2 separate regions of the Mus musculus genome follow, and region 2 is linked to region 1. The links are chromatin loops, found by intact Hi-C in ENCODE. Cell type or tissue: left cerebral cortex. All regions are shown on one strand.

Region 1 (2,500 bases):
TGTACCAAATCAAGATCCTGTGTCTACAATTTAGTGTTTATATATTTATACATAGGATATATATTTAAATATAGAAGAGCAGCGCAAAACAGCACAGATCTCCAATCTTACATCACTAAAGCATGCCTGCAACAGTATCTGTACATAATTTTCAGATTAACACATTGCTAACAGATTAATCAAGAGATTAAAGTTACTGAAGTACAGACAAAATGAAGTAATTGAAAATTAATCATGATTCTATAATAGCTGATACTATAGTTTTGCAAGAAAAGAATAAAAACAGTTAGAATTATGTTTCCAACTTATCAATGTAATATTATGATATTGCTTTGGCCTAGTAAATATATTACAACATTTAACTTGCTTAAAACTCCTTTTTTTCTGAGATTTTAAATGCCCCAGTAATGTATCTTAGCATAACTCAATGTTTTCTGTCTTTTAATTACTATGACTAATTTTTTACAGCTCAGTTACAAACCCTTGAAAATAATGAACATGGTGACGCATTCTTAATTATAACGGTGCGAATAGCAGCACTCTAATTTCAGGCTTACATTGAAAAAGAATTTCCCTAGAATTGAAGCTCTTCTGATTGCTTTGCACATCACGTTTTAAACAAACACTGCGGTGCTTTAGCCATGACTTGGTTGCCTAGGATACACTGTTACTGTAGCCCTAAGATGCTGGTACCAGTTAAGCTTTGAGGCCATGTCTGTAAGTGCAGCACACAGTTGCCTTTGATAAATAGGAGAAATTTAACATAGACCCTGAGTGGGGTGAGCATTTTGATTAATGAAATAATTGGCTACATATTTGGATAGTAATATGGAAAATGGTTATTTATATTTTTACAGTAGTTTTCCACGAAACTGACAGAAAGTGCCTTGTTTATAAAACAAATGCAAAATTGATTCAGTGACCTAATTCTAAGGCACATTCACAAAGAATATAATATTGGTTGTTGCAGTCCTCGGAAAGCTAACTAGCTAAATCTCAGTGAGTCATTTTTACAAACACCATCTAATAGTGTCTCTTGCTGGTGGATGTTTGTTTAGTCTGTGGTGAGAGTATTTCACAGCTTTTTTTTTTTTTTATTAAGATGTTGCAAGTTTTAAATATTCTCATTGAAGAATTATAAAATGAACAAAAACACTTGCAATGGTAATTAATGAGAGCATTCCTGGTGCTGGAGAAACACCTGTTAGAAAGGTATATGTCTGCGTTATTGGGTATCTCACATTAATACCTTATTTTTTCAATGATAAAATATTGTTATTATTTTACTAGTGTGCATTTTTGTTTAATTATGGAGCTGGGGATACAAAACTAGCTACATAGTTTAGCAAAACTAAGCTATCTGCTTTTAAAAGTCAGTTGCACGCTTGCCTTAATCCTAAAAAAAATGAGTGAATGAGGGATGAATAGTCTGATTTGAATGCCAATAAAATTGGAATCCTGTAGTGAGTGGGAAGATCCAGTTTGGACCAGCAGGTGGTGCTTGAGTTTCAAGTGCATTTAGAATGGAGGTTTTTTTTGGTGGTTTGTTTCTTTTGTTTTTATTTATTTTTTTGTTTTGTTTTGTTTTTAATTTCAAGCACTTCAGAAATGATGTTTTAACTTTTTTCTCCTGTAGAGTTGATTACGTTTTGGATTACACATTATTAAGGACTTTGGGATTGCTCACTGAGCTCAGCAGCTCAATTTCTTTTCCTGTGCTCAACTCTGAGCCTTCTCTCTCACATTGCTTGCTGCTCTGCAGCAGCTGTTGGCCAATATGATGATGGGCAGAAGGTCCACTTATTTCCCTTCCAAACTGAGCACCTGGGAGGTGGGAGTGGGAACAAGTTATTTCTATATTAGGTTCTGCAGTAAGAGTTGTTTGAACCACAAGCTCACCTGGGCAGGATTCAAGGAGATTCCTAAGGTCATCTTGAATCCACTATACATATTTGTGGCCCCCAGCTCACTATGCTGTGCCTGGATCATTTCTTGTCCATGCTTCTTAATAGAGCGTTGTTTCTTTTAAGTGCCCCAAATACAGCAGCTTCTGAAGGTCAATGTTATTTCTGTGTTGAATTCCAACAGAAATGATGCACATTTGGCCAAATTCAATGGAAAATTTTGCATTTTCTGTTTAGATATAATAACTCAAGTGGATGAGTTTATTTTCAGCAGCAGACAATGCTATATGTCCTGGCCATTAAATATCACTTCTTTCCATGAACGTATCAAATATATTTTGCTACTATGTTTAAATTATTTAAATCTAAACATACTGTGTGTGTCTGAAATTCTGACAGAAGTTACCAAGAAGCAGCAAATGATTATATTTCTTTAGAGAATTTGTTTATTGGTGGTTTCAGTAAATAACATTTGGTTTTACTATATTGATAGCTTTAGAATTACGATACTGTGAGGTCCTAAACTATGATTTATTCAAACAATTTTATTTCTGACTTTAGTTAGGATGATAACTACTTTATATTCCTAAAGTAAT
Region 2 (2,500 bases), 150 kb before region 1:
GGAACATATGCATTTGTTGATTTATTTTGAATTTTAATAGATAAATTAACCATAGGCAAAGTTACTGCTCAAAGTCACATAGCCAATTAACAGCAAAACTAGTGGTAGAAGAAATGTCTCCTGACTCTTTAACAGTTCACACACTTAAAGGCTTAATTATTTAGTCAGTTAAGAAAAATTTTCTAGTTTTTGCAGCTACAGAACCCATCAGCATGAAAGAGAATCCAACTTCTGTATTTTACCAGGCCCTTGATAATCAAAGTGTTCTCAGAGGGCTTGTTAAAATTGGAGAATCTCAGTCCTAAAGACCTAGAATCTTCATTTTAAAAAGATTGCTGGCTTATTGATAGACACTGTTTGTGAGACTATGCGGAATACTGCTTTGCCAAAGAGGCCTGAAATTCACAGCATTGATTCCTTTCTTTGGAATCTCTCAGAACTCCTGGTGCTGATGCAGAGGCCGCTGAACTCTAAAGGTTTCAAGAAAGCATCCAGGAAACCTGGGTCATGATGGTCAGGTGTTGCCCTTTCTCTGCACTCAGACGTTGTGCCTGCTTTTCTGAGCAGACATAAAAAAATCCAAGATAATGGGTTGGAGAAATGGCTTCACAATGAGGGTGCTTACTGCTTTTATAGATAACCCAAATTTTAGTATGCTTGCTGGATGGCTTTCAAAGGCCTATCTCTCTTGCTCTAGGGCATGACTTCTGCCCTCCTTAGGCATCTGCACACACAGGGAGCATGTGCATAGGTGCATGAACATCTATGAGTAAAATGATAAACATACACATATATTCCAAATAAATCTCATTCCAAAATGAGAGCTGGCAAGATAGCTCAGTGGGTAAAAATGCTTGACATCAAACTGAAGGTGTGATTTAGGTCCCCAGGGTCCATTAAATAGAGGGAGCTGAAGAGACTCCTGAAAGTTATACTCTGACTTCCATACATAGGTCCTGGCATATGTGCTTGCACATGCAACTTTCTGCATGCATATACACACAGATAAAAAGTAGATTTAATTGAAGATATTTTAAAATTCCAAATGATAAAATATTATCTAGATAATCCTTTATTATATTTATTCAAAGGAAACAAAAGGTTAAATGGTTTTCTGAAACAATACATTTCAAAAGAACAGAATTGTGTGTGTGTGTGTGTGTGTGTGTGTGTGTGTGAGCGCATGTGCATGCTAACTGCTAACTATGGGTGTTTAGGAAACAAATATATTTCCTTGAAATCATAGTGCTTCCCTAAGTTGACATATTAGCTACTAAATGTTATTGGGGAAAAACTTTAAATGTCGAAAAGACCTTCAGTTTTCCAGTAAAAGGCAAAACCCATCCTACCTGTTTAGTAGACAGCTTCATTTTACTCGTAGTGATTGGAGTTCAGCACCCTGGTTACTATAACAGCAAGTTATTCCTAGATGCCAGGGGACCAAGAAGGGGGTGGAAAAGGTGAAGAGGGGATGGAGGAAAAAAGTGAATTCCCTGCAATATCGCCGCGAGCCACTAGGGGTACCTTTGTATCATTTTTCATTCTGCACCGATTTGGAGTAGAAACCTGTATTAGGGGAAAACCAGGGTCCTCGGCATTTTTTTCTTTTCTTTCTTTCTTTTTTTTCTTTTGCGAGCAGTGCACCCAGAATCCAAAAAGATTTTTAAAAAATTAAAAAAGGCAGGAAGGAAAGAAGAAAAGGAAAGGAAAGAAAGAAACCACAGCCCTTCGGTAACCCGGATAGGGCTACGGAATCGTTCTACTGGACGCGAGCACTGGGGATTCATCTTTGAGGTCAATTTCCAATCGAGATAAATCTATTGGATTAGTAGGATTATCTGATCGCAGCTCAAAGAAGTAACGTTGTTTGATCGTTTGTATTTCTTGCCTGATGGTAGGAATTACACGGATGCGGCTTTGGTTCTCCAGGATTCTGGATCCTGGCAGCATCTGGAGAGAAAAAAAGCATCAATCCACACGTTTAGGAAGTGTCCGTGGGTGAATAACGAGGGAGGGGGAGGTGGATCTGGGGTTGCGGCTGCTTAAAGAAAAAAAAAATAAATAAATAAAGGAAGCATCTTGAATTCTGAAACAAGAATTACCCAGTTCCAGAGGTTGAAAAGAAAGCATCTGCAAACTGGTAAATACTTTGACCGTTTCGGCTTGAATTTGACGGGAAGTGTTGGTAAAACTGTCTCCTTGAATAATGGAAAGAGGACTGGGGGAAGATGAGGGGGCTCCCTCGGTGGACGTGTCTTCCTGAGGGTAAGTTTGTGCCTCTTTCCTCGGGAGAGGGCTGCGGGTTTGGGTATCACTGTGCGGAAGGGGTTGCAGACGCGGCGCCGGAGAAATGGGGCGAGCAGGCTGGAAGCCCACCTCGCGCATCTCCCAGGCATCGCGACCTCTCCGCTCGCACCGAGCTTCAAAACCTGGGTTTTGTGGCGTCAGTGGGGAAGCCAAGCAGCCTTCTGCCTCTCAACTTTGCCTTGGGGGGAAAAAA

What was found. A loop is a pair of places that touch in the nucleus more often than their neighbours do. Peaks named below come from ENCODE experiments on the same cell type or tissue, not always from the same donor. Only the 100,000 strongest peaks of a DNase experiment are listed, where the experiment ranks them.
Region 2: a loop joins it to region 1, with 10 times the contacts of the local background. A loop is called at or near these places in 5 of 42 quality-filtered maps.

Annotation. Positions count from the first base shown.
Region 1 is chr3:26,001,563-26,004,062 of GRCm38, reverse strand. The region is part of intron 2 of Nlgn1 (neuroligin 1); the gene reads left to right. Among named protein-coding and RNA genes, the nearest start is that of Nlgn1, 150 kb to the left of the region's middle. In left cerebral cortex, a CTCF peak has its summit at 1,489 (motif pointing right); DNase peaks (open chromatin) are centred at 639, 1,486 and 1,806; H3K27ac peaks cover 1,466 bases.
Region 2 is chr3:26,153,030-26,155,529 of GRCm38, reverse strand. Nlgn1 (neuroligin 1) reads left to right here and starts at 1,544. Exons shown (of 6, transcript NM_001357096.1): 1 at 1,544-2,265. In left cerebral cortex, a CTCF peak has its summit at 1,514; DNase peaks (open chromatin) are centred at 1,522, 1,859 and 2,398; H3K4me3 peaks cover 1,037 bases; H3K27ac peaks cover 967 bases.